Regions from separate parts of the Mus musculus genome. Here region 2 is linked to region 1. The links are chromatin loops, found by intact Hi-C in ENCODE. Cell type or tissue: gastrocnemius. All regions are shown on one strand.

Region 1 (8,000 bases):
GGGGTGGAGGCAGGAGGATTGTGAGGTCAAAACATGGACCAAAAATAAACCCTTTCTTAAATTGCTTCTGTCTGGTGTTTTATCATAGCAATGAGAAAAGTAACTAAGACGGGACTCTGGTATTTACAGTGAGGGGAACACAGAGCCCACAAAATCAGGGATGCAATTTAAGATGATAAGCATATGATTGCCCTAAAGATTTTTCTCCTAATCTTTGCAGTCCTTCACCCTAACTCTCCCCAGCACTGCTTGCTGCCTCTCAAGGCAGCCCCCTCCCGCAGCTGCTTTCTGTCTCTGCGTGCTCATCAGTCTCTTTTCTAAAGCCTTTATGAGACAGGACTCACGAGATCTCTTTAAGGCTCTGGCTACTACCATTTAACATAATTATTTTGAAAGCCATTCATTTCTGTGGCCAAGTTGTATTCTGTTCCATTGTATGAACACACCATAGTTAGTTTATGCATTTACCAATCAATGGGCATTTTTAGCATTTTTTGTTGAGAGACAGACAGACAGACAGACAAGAGAGACTTGTAGCCTTGACTGGCCTCAAACTTCAAAGATGTCCATGAGATCAAAGATATGCGTTGCTGTATTCAGTGACAACTTTATTCTGTTATTGCAATGAACATTTGCATATCTATGCAAAAAACATACCTGGACTGGCAAGAATGCTCTGTAGTTAAGGGCAACACAAATGGGAAGAGAGAGCCAGGTTTTGCCAGTTGTCCTCTGAACTACACCCACAAATGTATATCATGTGCATGTATGCATACACACCACACACACATACACACCACACACATACACACGCACCACACACATACATATGCACACACACATACACACCACACCCTTGCACACACCACACACACATCCACACACATACACTAATAAACTGTATTTTTAGTTTTCATATTACTGAGTTTGGAGAACTCTTTATATATTCTAGATACAAGCCACTTACTATATATGTATAATTTGCAAATCTATGTTTTCTCTCAACCTTGGTGTAGAACACTGACTGCTCTCGCAGAGGAATCAGGTTCAGTTCCCATACCCACACGGTGGCTCACAGCTGTCTGTAACTCCAGTTTCAGGGAATCCAACATTCTTCTGGCCTCTGAGGGCACCTGCACATGTGCAGTGCACATACATTTAAAGAAAACCAAGTTGCCAGAGTGGCACACGCCTGCTGTCCTGGGTACCGAATGTGAGGTGAAAAGAGAGCTGAAGCCTAGGAGTTTAGGAGCAGCCTGGTTAACAGTGAGCCCTGCCTCTTAAGAAAAAGACGAGAAAAAGGAAAGAAGGAAGGAAGGAAAGAAACAACGAAAGAAAGAAAGAAAAGCCAAGCCAGGCAGTGGTGACACACGCCTTTAGTCTCAACACTTGGGAGGCAGAGGCAGGTGGATTTCTGAGTTCAAAGCCAGCCTGGTTTACAAAGTGAGTTCCAGGTCAGCCAGGTCTACACAGAGAAACCCTGTCTCGAAAAAGAAGGAGGAGGTGGAGGTGGAGAAGGAGGAGGAGGAGGAGGAGGAGGAGGAGGAGGAGGAGGAGGAGGAGGAGGAGGAGGAGGAGGAGCCTTGTGACAATCTTCCCAGCCAAGTAACCATGATGCAGGGAAAGTTTTTCTGTGCCTTCTTACAAAACAGTCATCCCAACTGTGTCCCCTAATGGAGGGGTTGGGGGTAGTAGGGTCAGGAGAATCTCATCAGCCACTCCCAAACACCTGTGGTGAGCCGCTCTGCCTTAATTGCAATTGGCCTCCGGTGGCTGGAGTAGTGTAGGCTGGGAACTGGATCTCCATCTATGCAGCCCTGGGTAAGTCACCATTCCTTTTGAGTGAAGGTTTTCCAGCCTTTTGCGGGAGGAGCACCCACGCTCCTTTAAGTAACCTTTTACCTGTGCTCTGTAAGGACGCCCCCAAACCTGACCGGTTCCCCAGAATGAACCCTGGTGAAATTGTGCCTTGGTTTGTCCTTGCGACCTTAGAAGGGAGGGTAGACGTTACCTGTGTCTCCCTCTGGGGAGAAATTTTAGAAGCAGCTCTCGTGTGGCCAGGCCGTGAACCCTTCTGTAGTTTACCCTACGATCACGTCTGTATTACCTAGCAGGGATGACAATTTACCCACAACTTCAGGGATGGAGCGCCAGTCCCCACCAGCCCCTAGGGGGAGCCAGAGTCGCAGTCTTGAGAGCCCAAGTCAGAAAACAAAAGCAAACAGCAGGAACGGAAGCATATGGCCGTTAGGTGGCGCTGTCTCCACACACTCCAAAGCTCAGCAACTGTGCTCCTCCTCACCCAAAAGGACGGACCACAGGTGAAGAAGGTTAAAAATTACACTCCAGCTACTGGACTGTAATGGAGTCTTAATGAAATCACTGTTGAGACCTAGTGTCCTAGGCCTGTAAACCCAGCACATAGGAAATGGGAAGCAGGAGGCCCAGGAATTCACAGCCAGTCTCCAGCCTCGGCTACATATTGAGTTTGAAGCAAGCCTGGGCTAGATGAGACCCTGTTTCAAAACAAATTGTTGACCTCGTGGATGCATAGACCAGGGAAAGGAGATTATTGTGGTTGGTTATTGTGTGGCAATGTGTCAGCGGGGACGGAGGGGCTTAGAGAGGCCAGGTGGCTCACCAAAGTTACATAATCAGGAGAAATCACAAGAGTCAGGCCTTGAAGGCCTCCATAATGGTCCTGTGCTTCCTCCTTGCCCCATCCTGGCAGGGCACCAGGAATGAAGAATGAATGAAGTTTCTCTCTGCCAGTGCAGCCCTTGTCCCTCCATCATTATGTAATCACTAGAGGAAGTCTGGGCCTTTGGGCATTCACAAGAGCCTGAGAGGAAGAAGCTAAGGAGAGGGGCAGGACTTCTATGCCAGAATGAGACCATGGGAGTATGTATTCACCCTGCGACACGAGGGTGGCCATCTTTACCTTGCCAGGAGACTAGACATGGAAGGAGGGTGCTCAGTACCTGCTCTCCCTCCACTGTTGCTGATGGCAGGATGCAACACACACACACACACACACACACACACACACACACATACATGTACGCATGCATCCACACTCAAGTATCACTGGCCTCACATTGCTACTGCATTGCTTGCCAGACCACTTAAAGCAAGATTTTGATCTGCTCTGTGTGTGTGTGTGTGTGTGTGTGTGTGTGTGTGTGTGTGCCCTCGTGCACTGTTGTCTCCACAGAGCTTAGATTGTTCCAGAAGCATGGTATACAGTCACTGAGTACCTCTGACTAAAAGATGATGGGCAGTGGTTGGAGCAGACAGGGATGGCCCCTGGGGCTTCTGGGATACAGTGGGCTAGCTGTATCCCACCTCTGACCAGCAGAGGACCAGGCTTGATACACAATGTAGCCTTGCCCAATCTTTGTCTCCCTCTGAGCCTCTTTCTCCTTTCCCAAAGAAGCATTTGAGGTGTCTAGATGTAATCGCTGCACACATTTGGATGCCTTTCTATGCCACCTGCCACTCTGCTGGTGACTGAGCTAGCTGCCTGTCCTCTCACTGGTCCTGTGTCCTCTCCATCAGCCAAAATAGACATTCTGGGCCCCAACCTCTAGAGGGAACCAAAGACATCACGTGACTAGAAAAAGCCTGATCTGCATCCACTGAGGACACAGGCTGTGTTGGAGGCAGAGCTAGGAAGGCAGACACTGAACCAGGGTTGGGGCTCTGCCCGCTGGCCTCAGGTGCCCTCTGGGTGCTGACTTGGCCTTGGTTATGGATGCTCCAGAGCCAGGTGTCCTGGGCCTTTCAGAGTCATTTGGACTCTTCTGGCAGCCAGAGTGGGGTTGGGGGAGGGGTGGAGCAGGAGGAGGAAGAAGAGGAGGAGGAGGAGGGGCAGGAGGATGAGGAGGAAGAGGAGGAGAAAGAGGAGAAAGAGGAGAAGGAAGAGGGGAAGGAGGAGGGCTCTAAAAGTAGAAGGCAGACCGGAGTCACCTCTTTCCTGGAGGATTTGAAAACAACTCCCAAGCCAAAGAAGAATCAGTAGGTGGAGAATATTTGCCAGGGCTGAGTACCAGGGACCTCAGAACCCCCACTTCCAATGGCATCTTGTCATTAGGGCAGCTTCAGAGTGTCACCAGATACTCAGTAAATACTTGACAGATGAATCTATGACATTAAATAGATTAATGTCCAATTTAGAATAATTTGTATTTTAGACGCTGTCAGGATTTGAATATGAGACATTTCTCACAAAGGAGAAGTTAAAGCTTTGTGGTTCCTGGCTAGTGTACTGTTTTGGAAAGGGCTGGAAACTTTTGGAGATGAGGCCTAACAGAAGAAATGTCCTTGGAGACTGTCCCTTGTCCTGGCCTGGTGCCCCTCCCCCACATCTGTTTCTGGGCTGCTGTGAAGTGAGCGGCTGCCGTGAAGTAAGTGCAGTCCTTTGTTGCATAGTCCCATCAATATGGTGGTCTGTCCAAGTGTGTGGAGCCAAGCAAGGGTGACCTGAGCCCTCTGAAACTGTGAGCAAGTCTTTCCTCCATTAAGCTTCTTTCTGATGCATTTGTTATAGTGACAAAACCCCTCACTTGAAACAGGCTCCTTCGAAGGAACAAGAGAATACTGCTTCTATTAAATGAAGGTCATGGGCTGGGGAAATGACTCTGTGAACAAAGGCTTGTCATGCAGATGTGAGGATTGGATTCCCAAACACACACAACGTTGTGTGGATGTGGCAGTCAGCCTGTGTGTAACCCCAGAATACAGGGATAGAGATGAGGCATCCACACAATAAGCTGATTAGTTTTACCTGGGGCCTTTATGCACACACACACACATACACACTCACATTTGCACAAACTTACACATCCATGCATGTGCAAACATGCATGTATGAATACAACATGGGTGTACATGTGCACAAGTGTGTACGTGTGCGCATGTGTGCATCACACACACAACGAAAGGCAATTCATGGTAGGGGACAACAGTCAACAAAAAGTATAGTATTTCAATGAAAATTAGATGTGGTTAGGGAGATGGCTCAGTGGATAAGATATCCTGCTCTTGCAGAGGACCTGGGTTCAGTTCCCAGCGCCCATGTCAGTCAGCCCACAACTGTCTGTAACTCCAGCTCCAGGGGATCTGCTGCACTCTCTGGCTCTTCCTGCACACACACACACACACACACACACACACACACACACACGTATATGCATGCAGTACACCCACACATGCACACTTAAATACAAATGGCTATTAAAAAAAATAGTAGACCTAAATGTTCGAAAATCTAATTTGAGATATAGCGGAGCAGCTGGAGAAACATTCCTGGCATCCAAAGGGAGAGGATGTGGTGAGGACAGAGCATCCTGTGACAGGTGCTCCCTGCTCTCTCAGATACTCCAGATTAAAGAAATCTTAGCTGTAATAAAAGTTGCCAAAGTAGACTCTAAAAAATTTTTATTTTATTTCTCCTCTTCCTCCCCCTCCTCCCTTTTCCTCCTCTCCCTTCTTCCTCCCTTCTTCTCCCTCTCTCTTTCCCTCCCTCCTGTGATGTGTGTTGCAATACCTGGCCTCTTTGGAGTACTTTTATTTTCAAGCCACGCCGGTGCTGGGAACTAAACTCAGGACCTCTGGAAGAGCAGCCAGTTGGTGCTCTTAACTGCTGAGCCATCATCTCTCTGGACCCTCTATGTGTAATTGCTAATATGATATATTGTGCTTACTAGTATTGCTATAAGAAGGGAAGGTATTATGCTAAGGAATAGAAGGAGATATTTAAAATTCGTAAGTCTCTGAGGGAGAGAGAAGGAAAATGGGACCCAGTGGAACCTTAGCCTTAGCTAGATGGCTTTGCTTGCTTGCTTCCTCCCTTTCTTCCTTTAAGATTTGTTCTCCTTTATGAGCATCTGTGTGCATGTACAGCACTGTCTGCAGAGACCAGAAAAGGGCTTGAGATCCTCTGAGCTGGAGTCACGGGCAGCTATGAGTTACTTGGCATGGGTGCTGGGGACTAAGTCCAGGTCCGCTGGAAGAGCAGAATATGCTCCTAACTGCTGAGTCATTTATCCAGCCCCCAAGTCTTTTATTTTATTTAAAACTTGGAAACAGAGCTTGGGATGTGGCACAGTTGGTAAAATGCTGGCCTCAGACACACAAAGCTCTGGCATTGATCCCTAGCCCTGCATAAGCTAGGGATGGTGGCATGTGCTCATAATTCCAGCATTTAGCAGGCAGAGGCAGGAGGACAAGACAGACAAGATGTTTAAGTGAGCTTTGATCCAGACTACCTAGAGATGAGACTTTTTCAATAGTTTTCTCCGATTTTGTTATACTTGGTTCTTTTGGTAAATATTTTTATGGTGCTTCTACAACTTTATGATTGCAAGTATGGGGTGTGGGGTGTGGGGCCTTCATACTGTGGGGCATATGAGTCGCTCACAGGACACTTGGTAGAGCCAGTCTCTCTTTCCATCTTTATGTAGGTTCTGGGGATTGAACTCAGGCCCTCCAGCTTGCATGGCAAGTACTTTGCCAGCTGAGGGTCTTGTCACCCACAATGGCTCTATTGTTAAACTCTACTGACGACAGCCTTCTCTGACTGACTTCTCCGGTCTATCTTCTCTGGGGATGCCTCACCATGAATATGCATGCTTCAAATTCTATCCGCCTATGTCGTAAGGAAAAATAAAGGCTATCTAGGCGTTAACAACCGATTCTGGCTTTAGGCTCCTCTTCCTTGCTCATTTAATAGACGTTTCGTTTCCGAGAATCGTTTTCATCCACATAAATAGACATTACCCCAACAGCTCCCATTGTCCCAAAAGCCAATCCCAAGGCAAACAAGGTGAATCAAATGGGAGCATGTGGAAGAGGGACCGTGGGCTGTGGTCAAACCTGTCTTTACAATGTCTCTCCAAACTAGAGTCATCCTGAAAGAGGGAACCTCAATTGAGAAAATGCCCCCAGCGGATTGACCTATAGGCAAGCCAGTGGGGCATTTCCTTGATTAATGATTGGTATAGGAGAGTTCAGCTCACCGTGGACAGTGACATATCTGGGCTGGTGGTCCTGGGTTCTATCAGAAAGCAGGCTGAGCAAGTCATGGGGAGCAAGCAAGTAAGTAGCATCCCTCCATTGCCTTCTGCATCAGCTCCTGCCTCCAGGTTCCTGCCCTGTTTGGGTTCCTGCATTAGCTTCCTTCAGTGATGAACAGTGCTATGGAAAAGTGAGCCATAACCCTTTCCTCCCCAAGTTGCTTTGATCACAGTAATGATAACCCTACCTAAGACAGCCATCTTATTGTAGCAGGCTTGGAAGAATTGAGGCAGCTCCTGGGGTGAAGGGACACAACTCCACACTCAGCACCCCAAGGTCTTCCCCCATTTTAGGGACCTGCCTGGAGCCACACTGATTTGGTTTCAAGACTATCCTACAGTATAGTGACGCAGAATTGGAAGTTTTATTAACAATATTTTAATGTAGGCTTAAGCTGGAGTAGTTAAGAGAAAGAGAAGTGTTGTAAAGAAACTGAGTCACTTGAGTGGGAGCATATACTTCCCAAGGAAAACCACAGTGGGTGGGTAGGTGGGGTAAGATGTGTCCAGGTCTGAGTCTGGGCTTTTCAGTAAGTGGCTACTTGTCTGTGATGGTTTGTGTATGCTCAGCCCAGGGAGTGGCACTATTAGAAGGTGTGGCCCTGTTGGAGTAGGTGTGTCACTGTGGGTGTGGGCTATAAGACCCTCATCCCAGCTGCTTCTGGAAGCCAGTATTCTGCAAGTGGCCTTCAGATGAAGATGTAGAACTCTCAGCTCTGCCTGCACCATGCCTAACTAGATGTTGCCATGCTCCTGCCTTGGTGATAATGGACTGAACCTCTGAACCTGTAAGCCAGCCCCAATTAATATTGTCCTTTATAAGATTTGCAATGGTCATGGTGTCTATTTACAGCAGCAAGTCCCTAATTAAGACATTGTCCAAGCATCAGCTCTGATATTGTTTTAGGGGCTCTCAAGTTACAT
Region 2 (8,000 bases), 300 kb after region 1:
AGTGCAGGACCACTGAGGATAAAACGGCCCCTAGGGAGGAGGAGGCAGGTGGGCTCAAGCAGAGTATTCTGCCTGTCAGGAGAACAGGACTCCAATGTGGCCCTCCTGAAAGAGCAGTTCTAACTCTATCAGTGACTTCCTAAGGCCAGGAGCCAGAGAGAGAGAGAGAGCCGGAGGCCTGGAGCTACTGGCCTAGGCTGGTCTACAGGAGTTGAGGTTGCAATCCCTTCTTGCTCAGGGAAGCCATGGCTTCCTGGGCACAGAATGACCACATGCATCCCCTGAAGGCCGTTTAGAGCTTTGTGAGCCGTAGTGCCTTGGCACCTCAGGCCCCATCTTTTCATCCTACATCTAGGACAGTCAGAGCCTCCTCTACTATAGAACTCAGGGGCAGCCCACTCAGCCCATCCCTCCTGCTGAGCCCCTTACCCCTCCTCTCTTTGCTAGGCTACGCCTCTCTTTGCTAGGCCACGCCTCTCTGCCCCTCTCCAGAAGTCTCTTCTCATAGTTTCTAATAGCCAAGGCCATAGCCTCCCCTTCTACCTCTCAGGGCCTTCACCCCTCCCAACAACCTCCCTGGTAGCTTCAGTACCCCACATCTATGCCTCTCCCCCTCTTCCCCTCGTCCTATCACCGACCCCTCAGTGCACCCTAGCCCACTAGCAGAGGGGTCCCCCAAAAGGGGACAGACACATGCTTCCTTCACAGTCCTGACGTCAGACGCTTGTCACTCATTTACCCAAAGTCAAGCGAGCACAGCCATGCTTCATGTCTTAGTTTAGCCAGCATGCAATGGTACCCGTCTCACTCCATCCTTAATGCAACCAGGGCAGAGAGACCATTAGCACTTCACCTAAAGTTGCACAGATGGTGAGGGAGGTCTCATCAACCTGTATTAATTTGGAGGAGGAATGGACATGGGTGCATGTTTCCCACCCACCCCGGGTGGAAGGGGGGACGACCAGTGATGGTCACACTGAGGTGAGACAGCTATGTAGCCGCCCCATCGTGGTCACAGTAAAAGGTGGAGGGGGCAGGCATCCTCAGTGTAGCAGGTGGACCTGCCACATGAGCTTCTCTTGCTCTGTCTCCCGGGCGTGGCACACGAGGTGGAGTTTAATTTCTCAGCCTATGAAGTCCGAGAAGGAGACACTCCCTCCATCACCCCCACTCGCTGGATCTAGTGTCCACTTAGCCAGGCCAGCCAGTCGTCTGGCTTGTCTATTGGCTCCTCGAGCTCAAAACCCAGGGTGGTTAGCACCTTTGTGCATCCCGAACACCTGCCCAGGGACCAACCCTCCTGCCTAGACTTTCCATGTATTTATATACCTGTGTGGTACCTGCTTAACCCAGGTTTATGGCGAACATCTACCTTAACTATACTGTACAATGCAAAACATTGTCTCAAACACCACAAATCACAACTTTGGGTCTCCTTCAGTTCATTGTGGGTGGACAAACCTGATGGGAGGGAGAATCCTAGTGCACCAGAGTTAGTATCTGCAGAGGTTTTTTTGTTTTTGTAGAGGACCACAACCTATGACACACATTCTGAAGGAGCCAGAGTTTTGTGGAATGAGGAGCAACATTGTTTTGTTTTGTTTACGATGTTCAGTTTCCTTTAATGACCCCCATCTCCCTTGAAGGGCAGGTGCAGGCAGCTAGGCTACTTGCAAGATGAGTTCACTCAAAGGTCTTGCCTTGATTGACAGTTTTGCCCACGTGCTGGAAGGCCCCCCTCCCAGGAAAAGTACTCTCGAACCAGGATCCAGTTTCTGCTGTGTATACGACTCATAGTCCATGAACCTCCTACAAGCCGGAACAGGGTACCAGACAACTCCACAGGCATCCCCTTAGGCCCCGCCCCCTTTTCTGAGCCCAGGCTTACCTTAAACACGTTTGGTAGTTGAGGATGGCTTTGAACAGCTGCTCCTTCTGACTTCCCAAGTGCTGGGATTAGAGCGGTGCACCCCCACACCCAGGTTATGTGGTGCCAGGGGTTGAACCTAGCATTGTATTGTCTTCTGGTCAAGTCCCCCTCAGAAAGGTTTTTTGTGTTTTGTTTTTTTCTAGCAAAGTGTGGATCTCAAGTTTGTCTCCCCTAGCCCAGAGTTGGGAGGTGGTTACACCTGCTCTGTCTGACTCCAAAGCCTTGCAGGTCAGAGAATGTAGGTGCACAGGTAACTCATTTAGATGAATTGAGAGCATACTTTGCCCAGTGGAGTGGCCCTCGATAGCTGAGCAGGTGCTTGCTTCTAAAACAGCCTATCTCGGACCTTAGCTACTCCTGACAGATCCCTGTGACCCCCTGGCTCACAGAGGGTCCAAGTGACCCAACTTCCCTGTGTCATTTCCAAGCAACAGGAGGCACTCAGGATTTTCTGTCGATGTTGGGAAGTCCCAGTGAGGACATTCAGACCCCTGAAAAGGATGCAGATAAGACCAGGGAGACAAGAGCCCCAGATCTGTGGCCTGGGGGGTGGGGGGAAGGACTGGCCCGACCCCAGCCCCCACCCCGTGACCTCTGGGCTCTGCTCTGCCCTCCAGAGACCACAGACTAATGAGAACTGACTTCTTCCTTGAGCCTGAGTACATATCAACAGATCTCAAATTTCGATTACAAGCCAGCCGTCCTTCCAAAGCCCCAAGCCTTCAGTGGGGCACCGGACCCAGGAATTCCCTGGATCACTTCCTGCCAGCCCTAATTACCGGAGGACCTAGGATTTCCAGGGTTCCGGTCCTTGCTTCTGGGCAGGGAAGCAGGAACTCACTCTCCTTTTTCCAGGAAGGACAGACCAAGAGCTCTTGCCTGGGACAAAATGTTGTGTCTCCTATCCTTGTCCCTCTAGCTCCCCCAACCCAGAGTAGAACTTCCCAGCCCTCTCAGACACTCTGCCAGGCAATCTCCCACCCCCTGCAGAGAACAAAGATGGTGTTTCACTGACCCCTTGTAGTAGAGCCCTGGCCTCAAGTCAGGGAAACCCATTCATCTCCACAGCCTGCCGGGGGCCCTTTACTTGGCTGCGGAGCTGACATGGAAGCCCCACCCCTACTCCTTCCAGACAGACCTCTTGCCAAGTCCCTGTGCAGCTTGTTCAACAAACAGTAAATCACCAATTAGGAGGCCACACCTACCGGCCAAGCTTGTGCCATCCTGTCATCTCTAGAAAGGCTGAGTCCTCCCACTAAGAAACTTCAAAGGACACGGGACCTGTTGATATTGGGAGTAGGGACACATGAAGGGGCTCTAGGAGCTGGGACAGGCCTTCAAGTTCATTTAGTACAGCCCCTTCCACCCATTTGTCTCCTGAGCCACAGTGACAGCAGTGTCCCCCCTCCTCCCACCCCCTCCCCACCACAGAAGGTTTCTGTTCATTGTTTCTTGTCACTTGTGTTAAAGAGCCAGTATCTTCCCCAAAGGTGTCTGACTGCCTGGGAGTCACGTCTTGTGCCCTCATATGCTGGACAGAGGGGCTATGACCCTTTGGGATACTTGGAGCACCCACTTGCCCAGCCACAAGGTGGTCCAGAGGAGCTGTGGAGAGCCCTTCCCCTCACCTGAGCCTCTAGTATCCCCACTGGGAAGGCAGAGGCAGACAGGGATCAGAGCCACTCTGGTACGCTTGGATAGGTGAGAGATCCAAGCCACAAAGCAAAGCATGGTACCCAGCCATCAGGCCAAACTGAGCACAGGTCCACCTGCGCCTTTGGAACTGAAAACCTAGAGAGGGCAATAGAAGGGAAGGCCCTAGATCTCACAGAGGCACACCACAGCTTCCATGTGTTGCCTTCCTTCATTCATGGCCACACCAGCCCCTGTTCCAACTTCTGAGATAGTGTCTTGGGTCCTGAAGGGTACCTCACCTCCATCCACAAAGCAGTGCTCTCTGGTCTATCCAGAGGTCAAGGCAGGGCAAGCCCCTAGGCTGGAACTGAGTAGTGAGGCTAATGAGAGTGGAGAGAGCCTTGGTGTGGGGTCAGCCAGGCGCCCCTGCTTCCTACCCAGCAAAAGGCCAGGAGGGCAGCAAGCCCTGAGGCCCTGAGGCCAAGATCAACCGAGGGGGATGGGGGCAGGAGTAGGGGAGATCGGCCATCCTATGGAGGACTCCTCCTAGGCTTCTGTGTTTCACCTAAGGCTAAGACTCCCCAAAGAGAGCCCTTTATCTGGAACTATGGGCCGAGCATCTCCACTCCAGTTCTGGCTCGTCTGCCTCCCGAGAACCATGCAGGGGGCGGGGGGAGGACCAGGGGGTACAGAATAGATCTAGGCTGAGCTCACTCTGCAGCACGGACTCAGAGAGGAAAACAGTCACCCTGACACCTAGCCCGGCTCCACACGGGGGAGATAGAAGGGAGTTCAGAGACCTTGCAGAAAGCTAAGGAACCAACAAAAACCAGAAGGGAAGAGAGACAAACCGAAGCCTCTGAATAGCCAGGACCTCCCAAGGTAACTTCCTTCCAGCATCCCTGCACATACCAGGGGACCCTGTCTAGGGACTTCTAGCTGGGTCAGCATTGTGGAGTCCAGGGGACTGTTATCAGGGGACCTGCTCCTCTAGAGATGCGTGCCACCTAGGACCCTGAGGGGACTTTTTTAACACCACTGTGGCCAAGATGGCGAAGTTCAGAGTAGGTCCTCCTGCGCCCTCTGCTGGCCACAGAGCAGACCTGCCTGTGCTGGCTGGACCCCTCAGACACCCTGAGCCGGCCAGGGTGGAAGAGGATATATTTGGTGTCTGGACATAACGATGAGGCCTTCTGTAGAACTCAAGCACTTGGCTCTAGGAGGGTGAGCGTGCAATGTCTGTCAGAGACAGGTGTGAGTGTGTCTACAGATGCTGAGTGCAAAGTGGCTAAGGCAGGAGGATCACGATCCTGTCTGGGCTACAGAGTGAGCCTGCATGGCTTAGTGAGACCCTGTCTCAGAATTAAAAGTCTAACTCAAGAGTAAAACAATTGCCTAGCATGCATGAAGGCCTGGGTTCCATCACTAGGGGTTCAGGATACAAAGTGGTCTCTGCTGGGTGGGGGATCCAGCACCGGGACATGGGGACAGTAAAGCGGCTCATGGAGGTATAACTATGGCTTTGCACTGAGGAAGAGCAGAGAGCCATGAAGTAGCTGGCATGTTTAAGAACACAGTGGTTTATCTGCACCCAGGACCTAGGATGGAGGCAGACTTCAGAGCCCAGCATCCCTGAGTCTTTTATCTATGGGCAGCAGAGACTGAAGTTGGGAGCCTCATTATCTCGCCAATGTGCTGGGAGACGAGACACGGAGACTCCAGTGGGGAGGGCCAAGCATGGAGGAAGAGGGTGGGAGTCGCTCCAGCCTTTGTCTGGAGAAGGGAGGGCAGAGCGGTCCTCTGAGATAGCAGGGAAGAGTCTGGGCAGACGGAGCATACAGGTCAGGAGGGAGTCGGTGAGTCTGGGCTCTGGATTTACCGTCCACAGCATCATCTTCAGCACAGCTGAGGCAAATGACTGCAGGCTGGCAGGACACAGCTGCATCTCTATACTGGGGTGCCATGTGGGGTTTGATGCATGCGGCAAGGCAACTGGAATCTAGCCTTGACTCACTTTCTCTTTGTCCCTGTTTGTCTCCTGTGACGATGGTATGACTACCTTCCCGGTGCCCCTTCCTCCTGTAGATCTAGGATCATGATGGGAGAAGGAAGACATTGAAAGTTAAGAGGGACAGAGTCGAGAGGCAGAGCCCTGCCCACAAATCCCAGAAAAGCCAGTGTGCTGCTGTGTCTGGCCAGGCAGGATCAGAAAGAAAAATGCACAGCTCACCGCCCAGGGAGCCTGGGAATAACAGGCCCCTGGATAAAAGTAGAGAGAAGCAGCTCATGTCTGGCCCAAGCCACTAGGTGCCATGTTAGCAGACCTGCTGCGGCTAACAGGTGAGAGGAGAGAGAGGTCTGTAGTAATAGGTAGGTAGCCACATGGCTGCTTGCCACAGCCCGACTCAAAACCCAGCACAGTGGAGGTAGGAGGGTTAGTTCAAGGCCATCCTTAGCTGTGTATGTAGTACAAAGCCATCTCCTTGACTAGGTTCTAACTCCACTGGTATGTGCATGCGTGCGTGCGCATGTGTGTGTGTACTTGTTATTTTAACCCACCCCACCCCCTCTCTCTTTGTCTCTGTTCCTTTCTGTTCTACACCTATGACCTAGGACTTACTGCAAGATGGTGTCATGGAACTGAGGGGAGCGGCTCACGTCGCCGCTACCATGGCAGAGTCCTCAGAACTCATAGCAGGTTGATGCTCAAGCTCAGGCTATAACGAGTCTGGTTCTTTTCTCATGGTTTCTCTCGTTTCATTTTCCAGGGAGAGCGGGGCATGCCAGGAATGCCAGGCAAGCACGGAGCCAAGGTACCCATGCCTCCCCTGTGCCTGGTCCTCTCCCAAGCCCCGGGAATCTTAGTTCCTTCTTGGGTCCCTAACAGGAACATGGGGCTCACACTTCCTCCTTCAGCCACCCCCTACCTTCCCATATCTGTCCGTCCTTCCTGACATGAGAGGGTGGGGTAGTGAGATGTGGCTCCCAATGATTGTATCCTGGCCTTTCTGGATCTTTCTGGATCATAAAATCCTTCTCGGCTATCAGCTCTAGTGTGATCATCAAACCCAAAGAAAATGCAAGAACCCTAAGAGTCCCCACTAGGGCTTTTCTAAGTGATGCTTTGAATAACATTTTTACCTTGAAGTCGATGTCCTGAAAGGGGGATGGAAATGAATTTCATACACCAGATATAGGGGGTGCACACATGTAATCCCAGCACTTGGGAGGTGGAGGTAGAAGGATCAGGAGTTCAAGGCCATCCTGGAATAGATATCCAGTTCAAGGCCAGCCTGTGTTACATGAGATCCCATCTTTAAAAAAAGGGAGGAGGTGCAAAGAGCTTACAGTGCAACAGTGCAAGCGTGAGAACCTGAGTTCGAATCCCCAGTATCCACATACATGAGAGATGGTGCATGCTTATAATCCCAGCACTGGGAATTAAAAACAGGAGGCTCCTACGGGCTTGCTGTAGAGCCAGTCTGGACAATCAGTGAGTCCTGGAATCAGTGAAAGACCCCTGACTCAAGAACTAAGGTAGAAAGCAATGGAGGATGAACCTGACCTTGACCAATGGCCTCTCCATTTGTACACATGTGCAACTCGTGTGCATACACACATATACCACAGACAAGAAAAGAAGGGGTGGGTTTACTCCCAGTTCATGAGGGCAGGTCTAGAGAGCCCTGGTGGGCGTAACCCCTCCTATACACAGAGGTGCACTACGCTTTGGTGAAACCAACCCCTTCCTACAGTGTTGCCTGCTAATCCCCATCCTTTGACCTCAGGGACTGTCTTAGAGTTTTATTGCTGTGAAGAGACACCATGACCAAGGCAGCTCTCAACATTTAATTGGGACTGGCTTAGGGGTGCAGTCCATTATCATCATGGCGGGAAGCATGGTGGCATGCAGGTAGACAGGGTACTGGAGGAGGAGCTAAAAGTTCTACATCTTGATCTGAATCAGCCAGGAGGAGACTGTCTTCTACAGGCAGACAGGAAGAGGGTCTTGATCATCACACTGGCTAGACATGTGCATGCACACGTGCCTGTATGTGTGTATATGAGTGAAATCTCAAAGCCCTGCCTCCACAGTGACATACTTCCTCTAACAAGGACACACCTCCTCCAATAAGGCCACACCTCCTAATAGTGCCACTCAGCATGTCACATTCTCCCATACTCTGGGGAGGTGCCAGCTATCAGTCAGCAGAAGTGAGTGGACCTTAAGGCCAGGCAGAGCTGGGCTGGCTCGGCCAGCTGACTCTGACCTCAGAGACCTTCATGCCTTTTTAAATTTTCTCTACCAGGGGGTTCCTGGGATTGCCGTGGCTGGGATGAAGGTAGGTAAACCCTGTCACTGTGTCAAGATACCACAAAGCAGGGGTTCGGGCTCAGCAGCATCGTAGCTGGATCCAGGAGAGGTCAGATGTTT

The links. A loop is a pair of places that touch in the nucleus more often than their neighbours do. Peaks named below come from ENCODE experiments on the same cell type or tissue, not always from the same donor. Only the 100,000 strongest peaks of a DNase experiment are listed, where the experiment ranks them.
Region 2: a loop joins it to region 1, with 2.6 times the contacts of the local background. A loop is called at or near these places in 7 of 42 quality-filtered maps.

Annotation. Positions count from the first base shown.
Region 1 is chr10:62,177,461-62,185,460 of GRCm38, reverse strand. Tspan15 (tetraspanin 15) reads left to right here. Exons shown (of 8, transcript NM_197996.2): 8 at 1-65. Among named protein-coding and RNA genes, the nearest start is that of Mir7662, 13 kb to the left of the region's middle. In gastrocnemius, no CTCF peak of the experiment used is centred here; DNase peaks (open chromatin) are centred at 2,207, 2,706 and 3,646.
Region 2 is chr10:61,874,646-61,882,645 of GRCm38, reverse strand. Col13a1 (collagen, type XIII, alpha 1) reads left to right here. Exons shown (of 41, transcript NM_007731.3): 19 at 6,334-6,378; 20 at 7,876-7,908. Among named protein-coding and RNA genes, the nearest start is that of Gm40674, 34 kb to the right of the region's middle. In gastrocnemius, no CTCF peak of the experiment used is centred here; DNase peaks (open chromatin) are centred at 3,001 and 4,640.